Regions from separate parts of the Homo sapiens genome. Here region 1 is linked to region 2. A link is a contact called in ENCODE Hi-C or POLR2A ChIA-PET data. All regions are on one chromosome and are shown on one strand. The core of a region is the stretch at or near the end of the contact, and the rest is flanking DNA. Distances in the headings are between cores, read along the strand shown.

Region 1 (5,578 bases), core at 3,065-5,564, 2.0 Mb before region 2:
CCCCCTCTGTGCTAAGTAAAGAACTACTGAGCTAGGACTAGACCAACTTAGTAAAATTGCTGCGCTCAGTGATGCACGCCTCCCATCTGCTCAGGAGGCTTCGGCAGAAAGATCACTTGAGCCTGGGAATTCAAGGCTACAAATGTGCTATGATTACACCTCTGAATAGCCACTGCACTCCAGCCTGGGCAACATACCAAGACCACGTCTCTAAAAAACCAAAACGAAACAAAAAAAAAAAAAAAAGAAAAACAAACACAAATCAGGGCACTGACATGTACAGTTGTTTCTTGAAACTGATGGACTGACAAGACAGCAATATGATTGGTGGATCAGACAAAGTTACCAACCTAATAGAACAACAAGTCCTAAGGTCAAGATTAATTGTTATGTAACAAATCCTGGCTGTCCACTGGATATTGCTTTCAAAATAAGAGTCCATAGAGGGCAGAGGGGATAGATAGTAATATAAAAGGTATTTGTTAATACCGAAAAGACTGAGAAAAAACACTTCCCTTTCCAATGTGAAGGACTAAATAATCCAAACTTTTCCCACTATAAAACACAGACTTTTCTAAGTCATTGGATGTGGGGCTCTGGGGTAGCCTGAGCTGTTTGTCCCACACCAAGATGCTTCAAAACATTATTAAAAATGTTTGGATCCCCATGAAGCCCTATTATAACCAAGTTTATCAGGAGATTTGAGTAGGAATGGGGTTAATGAGCCTCATCATTTATAAAATCAGGAGTACTGATAAAATAAGTAAAATATTGAAAGCTTCTCCACCTGCTTATGGTCATCACTAACCAGCTTCACTTAGCATGCACATGAAATGAAACATTAGTCGACCTGTGAATTTAAGCAAGCTATGTTAGAAAGGAACCTGGAAAATCACTGTACACTTATATAAGTACCACTTACTTTGTGGCATGAATAAGTATACCAAAAAAAAACACCCAGAAATGCCAGATAAAATACAATAAATATCATTTTAAGCTGGGTGTGGTGGTACGAGACTGTAATCCCATCTACTTGAGGAGCTGAGGCAGAAAGGCTGCTTGAGTCCAGGAGTTCAAGGCTGCAGTGAGCTACGATTATGCCTGTGAATAGCCACTGCACTCCAGCCTGGACAGCATAGTGAGACCTTTTCTGTTAATACAAAAAGACAAAAAGCAGCGAGGCACAGTGGCTCATGCCTGTAATCCCAGCACTTTGGGAGGCCAAAATGGGAGGATTGATTGAGCCCAAGAATTCAAGACCAACCTGGGCAACATAGCTCCCTATCTCTAAAAAAAAAGAAGAAAAAACAAGAAAAATCTTTTTAAATGGGTGGATGCCAGGCATGGGGGCTCACACCTGTAATCCCAGCACTTTGGGAGGCTGAGGTGGGAGGATCACTTGAGGCCAGGTGTTTGAGACCAGCCTGGCAACATAGGGAGACCTCTGTCTCTACAAAAAATTTAACAATGAGCCAAGTGTGGTGGCCCACTCCTGTAGTCCCAGCTACTCGGAAGGCTGAGACGGGAGGATCCCCTGAGCCCAGGAGTCTGAGGTTGTAGTGAACTGACTGCACCACTGTACTCCAATGTGGGCAACAGAGTGAGACCCTGTCTCAATAAAATAGAATACAATAAATGCATGGAATATGGAGGAGGGAAGGTTTTTCTTTTAATCTTATACCCAATTATAGTTTGTATGTTTTGTTTTTGCTTCTTTTTTTTTTTTAAGACAGAATCTCACTCTGTTGCCCAGGTTGGAGTGCAGTGGTGTGATCTCAGCTCACTACAACCTCCACCTCCTGGGTTCAAGCGATTCTTGCACCTCAGCCTCCTGAGTAGCTGGGATTACAGCTGCCCACAACCACGCCTGGCTAATTTTTGTATTTTTAGTAGAGACAGGGTTTCACCATGTTGGCCAGGCTGGTCTTGAACTCCTGACCTCAGGTGACCCACCCACCTCAGCCTCCTAAAGTGCTGGGATTACAGGCATGAGCCACCGGGCCTGGCTAGTTTGTATGTTTTGATTTTGTGTATATATTAGTTTTATTTTTGCTAAGGCATGTTTTTAATTTTTGTTATTGTGCTTTGTTTTCATTTTCATTATTTATTTTGAGTAAGTTATACTTAAAACAAAAATCAAGATTCAAAAAGTATAAAAGGGGCCAGGCATGGTGGTTCACACCTGTAATCCCAGCACTTTGGAAGGCCAAGGTGGACAAATCGCCTGAGCTCAGGAGTTCGAGACCAACCTTGGCAACATGGCAAAACCCCGTCTCTACAAGAAATACAAAAATTAGCCAATGTTGTGGCATGTACCTGTGGTCCCAGCTACTCAGGAGGGTGAGGTGGAAGGATCACCTGAGCCCGGGAGGCAGAAGCTGCAGTGAGCCAAGATACTGCCACTGCACTCCAATCTGGGCAACAACAACATCCTGTGTCCAAAAACGTATAACAGGTCAAACCGTAAAACTTGTCTCTCTTACCCTTATTCCCAGCCTCTCGGTTCTTCTTCCCTATCCTTCCAAAGATGTTTTATGTAAATACAATCAAATATACACATGCATACTCTTATCCCCCTTGTTAACACAAATTTTTGTTTTCTTTATTATTTCTTTCAATAGAGGTGGGGTTTTGCTATGTTGGCTAGGTTGGTCTTGAACTCCTGGCCTCAAGCAATCCTCCTGTCTCGGCCTCCCAAAGTGCTAGGTTCATGAGCATGAGCCACCAGACCCGGCCAAATTTTAGCTTTCTTTACACACTATTCTGCATTTTGACTTGTTTCATATACCAATAGATTTTGAAGATTGTTTCATATCAATGCATAAACAGTTTCCTGTGTTTTGTTATAGCTGCATAGTATTCAGATTATTGATGTACCTTTTTTTTTTTTTTAAGTAGAGATAGGGGCTTGCTATATTTCCCAGGCTGGTTTCAAACTCCTGGCTTCCAGGGACCTACCTGCCTTGGCCTTCCAAAGTGTTGGAATAATAGGGTGAGCCACCACACACAGCCCCATAATTTATTTAACCAACCCTCTATTGATGGATATTGAGACTGTGATATAGTTTGGGTGTTGGATCCCTCCAAATCTCACGTTGAAATATGATTCCCAATGTTGGAGGTGGGCCCTGTTGGGAGGTGACTGGATCATGGGGACAGATCCCTTGTGAATGGTTTAGCACCATCCCCTTGGCGATAAACTGGGACCTCCCCACCTAATTTTCTTGTTCCTATTCTCGCCATGTGACATGCTGGATCCCTGTCACCTTCAGCCATGATTGTAAGCTTCCTGAGGCCTCACCAGAAGCACATGACAGCACCATGTGCTTCCAGTCTTTTGCTATTATAAACAATGCTGCAATGTACAGCCATGAACACGTGTCATTTCACAGCTGTGTGGATTTATCTGTAGGTTAAATTTCTAAAATTGGAATTTCTGGGGCAATGAGCTTGTGCATTTATAATTTTGATATAAATTACCAGTTGCTTTTCATTTAAAGACATTCACATCAGCAATGTGAGAGTGCTTTGTATATACTGTGTTTAAGAGAATAATTTTTTTTTTTGGGACGCAGTTTCGCTCATTGCCCAGCCTGGAGTGCAGTGGCGCGATCTCAGCTCACTGAACCTGTGCCTTCCGAGTTCAAGTGATTCTCCTGCCTCAGCCTCCCAAGTAGCTGGGATTACAGGCGCCCGCCACCACGCCCAGCTAATTTTTTTGAATGTTTAACAGAGACAGGGTTTCGTCATGGTGAAACCCTGCCTCTACTAAAAATACAAAAAAAATTAGTTGGGCGTGGTGGCGCGTCCCTGTAATCCCAGCTACTTGGGAGGTTGAGGCAGGAGAATCGCTTGAACCCGGAGGCGGAGGTTACAGTGAGCCAAGATCAAGGCACAGCACTCCAACCTGGGCGACACAGCGAGACTCCGTCTCAAAAAAAAAAAAAAAAAAAAAAAGTGAGGCGCAAATGGGAGGTGAAGCAGTGAGGTTCGCAAGTGTAGACACGCTCAAGGGACTCATTAAATGTCATTTCATTTAAAAAATGAAATTGAGCATATGTGCAAGCAAGGTTCACACACCCCATTTAATCTTCACACCACCACGGGGTAGTCACTATTATCCCCATTTTACAGGATTAAAACACTGACGCTGGGAGGTTGACAGAGTTACACCAAATCACACAGAGGAGCTGGGCTTCCCCCGACCTCCTCCGCTCAAGTCTCCCTGTCCCCGGGAGGTGCGGAAGGAGGCAACAGACGCTTGGCCCATAGGTGGAGCAATTGGCGAAGGCTTCGCCCGACGCCGGAACTGCGAGCTCTCAGCGGGAGCCGAGACGGTGCAGGGCCGGAGAAGCACCTTCACTCCCAGCCTGCGCCCCGATGCTGCGCGTTCTGTGCCTCCTGCGCCCCTGGAGGCCCCTTCGGGCCCGCGGCTGCGCTTCCGACGGGGCGGCCGGGGGCTCAGAGATCCAAGTGCGCGCCCTGGCGGGTCCGGACCAAGGTAAATGTGCAGTTCCGGGGCGGCGCATGACGCGACTGGGACTAGGCCGGAGGCAGCGGGGGACCGGCAGGTGGGCCGCTCAGTGCGTTGAAGGATTCGATCCCCAGTCCCTCCCTCCCAGTTCTAGGCGCCCCAAACCGCTCCAGGCCTGAGAGGTGGGCGGCCGCCTTAGTGGCTCCAGACTCTAGCTGGGGGCGGGGGGCCTCTGGCAACCTCGGTCTCTTCAAAGGCCCTTTGGGGTCTTCCGACTGTGTGGAAGGGGGAGCGGGGTCCGCACGGGTAGGACTGGGCCCCGCGGCCCCCAGGCCAGGAGCGTTTAAGTGCGCGTTCCCCTCCCCCGCCAAGGGTCCTGGCCCGGTTCGGGGGCGGAGGCAGCGGAGCCAGTCCCAGTGCCCAGTGCGGCAGCGGGCAGAGTGAGGAGGGTGCCTCTCCAGCCGCGCGCCCGCCCTGGGCCGCTAGCGAACCTTTGCGTCCTTCTGGCTCCAGGGAAAAGTTCGCTGTTTCTCCGCCTTTTGGCCAAGATCAAGGATAGTATGGAGCGGGGACGAGGGGTGGGGGGCAAAGTTCGCGGGTCACTGGCAGAAAACGCCTCTGATCGCGTGTTGCGTTTTTGTTGTTGTTGTTGTTTGAACTTCTGGAGCATTCAGTGGTGCTGATAACGCTCCTCAGTCCTCTGCTGGTAACCATCAGGGCTAGGCGCTTCTCCTGCCTTGGGTCTCCTCCCCGCATCTCATCCCCTGTCTCCTGCATTTGATACACAGATGGCATTGTACTGTACATTTCGTTGTATTGCTTCTTTTTTTTTTTTAACAAAAGTTTATTCTTAAATGTACAACAGCTCCAAGACAACACTTAATTCCAGCCATAGGTGGCAAAAGATGTTATGGCAGGGAATAGAGAGGTTTAAATACTGATGAAATAAAGGGTCACCATCTCCTTAGGCACAGGGAACAGCTTACTTTTTGCCAGATTTCTTAATTCCACTTGTGGCCAAGGGCCCCTTCCCCGTGGCCTTCCATTTTAGCTCCTCGAGTTTCTTCTGCTCCTCTTTTTGTTTCTGCTTGAAAGCCTTATCTT
Region 2 (5,554 bases), core at 2,674-5,173:
AAAATCCAAATAGAGCCTCCAGAATTTAACTAGTAGTATTTAGCAGTGTTAATTTCCTAGTTTTGATAGATGTACCATGTTAAATAAGATGGTAACATTAGAGAAAAATGGGCTAAAAGCATATAGGAACATTCTGTACTGTCTTTGGAAGTATTCTAAAATAATTTCAAATAAAAATTTAGTAAAATATAAATAATATTTATTATTTATATTGGAAATAAAGATGATATAAAAGTTTCTTTTAAAAGAACATGGAGATTCTAGAAAAAGATCTGTATTTAACTTAGGCTGAGCTCCATGAACTACTGTGGGCCAACTATGAGAATAGATAAATTAAAATTACTTTTCTTTGCTCGTGCATGGACCAAATTTCTTTACATTTCCTTCTTTTGGTTTATGACACTTAACTGAAATTGTTTCTCTTAAGGATGGAATTCTGGAGAAATGAAAAATGATTTTTTTTCTCCTAATTCAGTATTTATTTTTCTTCCCTTCTCTTATCTGTAGTAGATAACCACTCTGGATGCTAGGTATCCAACCATGAAGAGTTAGGCCATAGGGAAGAAACAGTGTCTTTGGGAATGGTATAAACTAAGCAGCATGGAAGGGAAATTGTACAGAGGCAACATGGTAAGTGGAAGGAGCACTAATTTGACCTAGTCTTGAATCCTAGGTCTGTCACTCTGTAGCATGACTTTGAGCAAATTCTTAACTTGCCAGAGCAGCTTTATATTCTGTAAAGTAGTAGTTGTAAATATTAAATGAGATAAAGTTTGTAATGTATCTGTACATAGTAGACTCCCAATAAAAATTAATAAATTCAAAAGCATTTGCCATCTGTTATGTTCACAAGACTTTGCTATGTTTGCACTATGGTGAATATAAAAACACATGGCATAAAGCGGTTTATAATCTCAAGAAACTTTCAACCTTTGGGGGGAGATTAAACATACATATATGAAAACAATTAGAGAAAAAAATTACAAAATTTACTGGAGCACTAAGTTGTGTTGTAAAGATAGTAAAAGCAGTAATTAGAAAGGAGAAAGATCCTTACTGGCTTAAATTTTATGAAAGGGGTGGTCCTGAGAAAAGCATTTAGGAATTGGTATACAGAGTAATAACTAATATGTTTGGAGAGTTTTAAGGTTTATGAGGAATTTTCACAAGCATTTGATCATTCAACATTCAAAATCACAAGCTTTTTAGCCCAATTTTAGAGATAAAGAAATAGAACCAGAGAGCCTTTGTTAAAGAGCAGAGTTAGAACTCAAACCACAATTATTGACTATTAAATTTATGTTAGTGTGATACCAATATTTTATATTTTCCATGCATTTTCATAATTGTTTTTTCATTTATCAGAGGAAATAGTCCTGTGAGTAGCTGAAGTCAGAGAGATTAAATGACTCATCCAAGTTCCCTCAGCTAATTATTTGGAAAAGCAGTACTAATATATGCCTGAATGTCTAGTGTGTTCATCCCATTGTTCTACATACCACATTGTTTTAATTTCCAGATGGAGAGAAAGGAAAGAAAAAGGGAGCAACATGGGATTTGAATGGGTTCTGAGGTACACACGCATCATTACAGAGAAAAACTCTCAACTTTTTAGGACTGCATTAATCCTTGGCCATATAACTAGAAACAATTATTCACCTGCCTTATACTGAGGGTGGCCTATATGAATGGGGCAACTGAATTGCCACATTTATATTATTGGTGCTGTGTTTTGCCTCATGATTCACATTTGTGCTGACTTTTGGAATTACTTTCTTTTTAAAAAAATATTTATTTATTTATTTTGAAACAGTTTTACTCTGTCACCCAGGCTGGGGTGCAGTAGTGTGATCTTGGTTCACACTGCAACCTCCACCTCCCAGGTTCAGGTGATTCTCCTCCCTCAGCCTCCCTAGTAGCTGGGACTACAGGCATATGCCACCATGCCCAGCTAATTTTTGTATTATTTTTAGCAGAGATGGGATTTCACTATGTTGGCCAGGCTGGTCTTGAACTCCTGACCTCAAGTGATCTGCCTGCCTCGGCCTCCCAAAGTGTTGGGATTATAGGCATAAGCCACTGCCCTGGCCATGGAATTATTTTCTTACGGCTGAAAATTAAGCAAGACATTTTGATTCATGTGACTGTGGAGGGTTCTATTATCTAGCTAATTCTGGTCTAAACACAGATTAGTACTTAAGAACTGTAGGCCAGCCTATTTTCATTTAAGGAAACACACAGAATAAACTCAGATCATAATACAGTGCACTTCTTTATATTCAGTGAAACTGAACAATTAGGTCATATTTCTGATTTCTCATGAATATATTCCCAGTTTATGGAGCCTAGGCCTTGCTGGGTGTGGTGGTATGGCTCACACCTGTAATCCCCACTCTCAGGAGGCTGAGGTGGGAGGATGGCTTGAGCACAGGAGTTGGAAGCCAGCCTGGGCAACATAGTGAGGCCCTGTCTCTAAAAAAGTAAATAAATGATACAAGTTTAAAAAGTTCTTAAGGGAAGCCTAGGCCTTCATGCTACATGATGATTTCACTAGTTATTTTAGCTCTACAGGATAAAATCAGCAATCTTACTTCACATTTTCAAGCTTTTACATACTTTCCAAAGCAAGTAAATGCCCCATGACAATCCAGAAGCTGATATTTTCCCAAGTCAAGGATGAACAACTTCCACTGTCACACTTTCTCTAACCTGGACGACAATTACAAACTGTCACACTTCATTGTACATAGTCTTTGGCTGTTTTAGTTACAGAGGTTGTCAATTTCTGACCATGGGTTGAAACTTTCAATATTTGGTGAATATTCCAAAATAATTTCTTATGAAAATGAATAGGCCGGGTGCAGTGGCTCACGCCTGTAATCCCAACACTTTGGGAGGCCGAGGAGGGCGGATCACGAGGACAGGAGTTCGAGATCAGCTTGCCCAACATAGTGAAACCCCGTCTCTACTAAAAATACAAAAAAAACTTAGCCGGGCTTGGTGGCGGGAGCCTGTAATCCCAGCTACTATGGAGGCTGAGGCAGGAGAATCGCTTGAACCCAGAAAGCGGAGGTCGCAGCGAGCCGAGATCGCGCCACTGCACTCCAGCCCGGGCCACAGTGCGAGACTCCGTCTCAAAATAATAAATAAATAAATAAATAAATAAATAAATAAAAATAGACTGACTATATTCAAAGCTGGATTCAAGTTTTATCCCATTTGTAAGATGTCTCAGCTTAAAAAAACAAATATAACTGCAGCAGTAGAAAGGTTTTCCCTTTTTTCCCCCTTTGGAGCAACCCTATTAACTCGAGGTTGTTATTTCTCATAACTACCTTATCAATTAAAAAAAATGCTCCTCCTCTTCTCTGGAACGAGATTTTTACCTTTCTCAGCTTCCTCGTCTCTCCCATGTCTACCATGGCAGTCTGGTTACTTCTGTGTTACGGAGTCTGAGGATGCAGACGTCAGGGAGCTTGGGACTGGGTGTGACAGTGTGGATTCGGTTTTGACAGGTTGAGCGTGAGAGACTATATGAAGCTGTATTTTGCTGAAACATTGTAGAGAAAAACATATATTTCTGAAATGCTGTTTGTTAGACGAGTTGTAACAGTGTGTTTAGTTGGTTTGTGAGGGTGGTGTGTATTTGTGTGACTAACCACGTGAGGTGCACAATCTGGTCCCCGCCTCAGCTAGGGGGAGGCGCTATCCTGAGGCCTTTGCTTAAATCCAAACTGGAATAACCTGTTGCGAGACTTGAAGCTTCCGCAGCTGCAGGTTGCAGTCTCTGCCGCCAGCGCAGAGATCCTGGCCGGGTAGTCGCGCGCTCAGCGCTTGACAGGAGGGTGGTCACGTGGAGCCGCAAAGCGGCGCTTTGCGACCTCGATGACAGGCAAAATGTGCGACAGCCGTGGCGCTGGCCAACCAGGGGCGGAGGCGGCGGCCAGGGAGGAAGCGGAGGAGGCGGAGGCGGCCGCGGCGTTCGCCCGCCCGCTCGCTCGCTCGGTTTCCCCGCCCCCGCCGGGCTTAACGCCGCTGAAGGTATCCGGGTGCGCGCTGTCGCAACCTGCCCTCATCCTGGCCCGCGACTGTAAGACCGGACCCACATCCAGACCAATCTTCCTGTCCGGGCTGCTGCGACGCGGGCTCCGCAGGTTGCAGGCGGGCGGCCGGGGCGCCTGAAGGTTACCGAGTGCATGAGCGCCTAGCGCTTCCCGCGCTGCCCCGCCCGCTGGCCCGCCGACCCGCCCGCCGGCTCGCCCGCCAGCCCCTCGGCGCCCGGCGGCGGCGGCGGCGGTGGCGGCGACGGTCGCAGGAGGTGCCGTCTGCCTCCCAGGTGCGCGCTTCGCTCCCGGAGCCGCGGAACTCGGCGGCCGCCATGGCGTCCAACATGGACCGGGAGATGATCCTGGCGGATTTTCAGGTGAAGTATCTGGCCCTCTTCCCCTCCCACTTCCAACCTCGTGGGTTTCCGGTGCCACAAGGGAGTCTTCTTCCCAGCGTTTGAACGCTGCAGTGGTGTGTCATTTAGGCTTTTATACGGTGCGTGGCGTGTGTGTGTGTGTGTGGCGAGCTATGGAGAAGCGTATAATTTATATGCTATCATGAGTGTGTAGAATGTGTTAAGTACGGGTTGAATGGGATTGGAGGTATTAATGACTTGGGTTACAATGTGTGTGGAATGTGTAGTGTTTCCTGTATTATATGGGGGGACGTGTAGAGTTTTTGTTTTAATTGGTGTTGGACCATTAAGTATGGGATGTTTTGGGTGGTTCTGTGGGGAGAGATGTATGGAGTGTGAGCGTGGAGCGTGTGGTGTTATGGGCGTGGTGTATTTATATTGTATTAAGGGAAGAGTAAAAAAGCAGAATGATGAGATGGCGAGGGCAATGACAATGGGGTACTGAGGTCCTTTTCAAAGAGGAGTAAACATTTGAGACTTTGCCTAATTGGAATCTTTGGAGGGTAAGAAGATAACAAGGAGACAGATAAGACTATATATTCCAGAGTATCTCTGCAATGAATTCACAAGCTTAATAAATTACCTATTCATATTTGCGGATTCCCCTCCCCTACAGACTTGAATTGCTTGGTTGGTGTCCTTTCTCCAGGAATACTTTAAAGGATAAGTAAAGGCTGTTCTCTTAATAAACCCAGTCGTAGTGCCACTGACATGTAAGTATCTTAGGAAGGCCCTTTGAAAGTAGAACTGTATGCATTGTGAAAGACTTGGAGCTAGAACTAATATCCTGTGAGTGCTACCTTTGCCTTTTGATGTTTGGTGAAGGAATTATTTTAGTGAGATATTTTTGGCCATTTTGGCATCAACTTAGAAGCTACTGTCAAGTATAGGCAGACTTTTCCCTCTTTTTTAATACTCACATTGCACAGGTTCTAACACTAGCTTAGTAGGCAGTATTTTTCCTTGCTGAAATTTTGTTGGGCTTTTCTCTCTCTCTGTTCTATTAAGTTCCTTATTTTTTTTAAAATTAATTAATTTTTTTTTTTTTTTGAGACGGAGTCTCGCTCTGTCGCCCAGGCTGGAGTGCAGTGG

What was found. Hi-C counts contacts between places; a loop is a spot of excess contacts on that map. ChIA-PET counts read pairs that join two places held with the same protein, here RNA polymerase II (POLR2A). Pooled maps may share reads with other maps.
Region 1: a pooled map shows a loop between it and region 2 (11-fold over the local background). The contact joins the promoter of ECHDC2 here to the promoter of FAF1 in region 2. A Hi-C loop is called at or near these places in 1 of 168 maps with a recorded cell type or tissue (ovary) and 7 of 50 pooled maps. POLR2A ChIA-PET finds 5 or more read pairs at or near these places in 1 of 52 experiments (activated CD8-positive, alpha-beta T cell).

What each region holds. Positions count from the first base shown.
Region 1 is chr1:52,920,476-52,926,053 of GRCh38, reverse strand. ECHDC2 (enoyl-CoA hydratase domain containing 2) reads left to right here and starts at 4,314. Exons shown (of 10, transcript NM_001198961.2): 1 at 4,314-4,501. The coding sequence starts at 4,381. It also overlaps the pseudogene LOC112268226 and the pseudogene LOC100652967. RefSeq lists silencers at 4,338-4,567, 4,416-4,594 and an enhancer at 3,929-4,611.
Region 2 is chr1:50,958,636-50,964,189 of GRCh38, reverse strand. FAF1 (Fas associated factor 1) reads left to right here and starts at 3,923. Exons shown (of 19, transcript NM_007051.3): 1 at 3,923-4,423. The coding sequence starts at 4,379. It also overlaps a transcript of CDKN2C not described here. RefSeq lists silencers at 3,957-4,116, 4,227-4,276 and an enhancer at 4,587-4,636.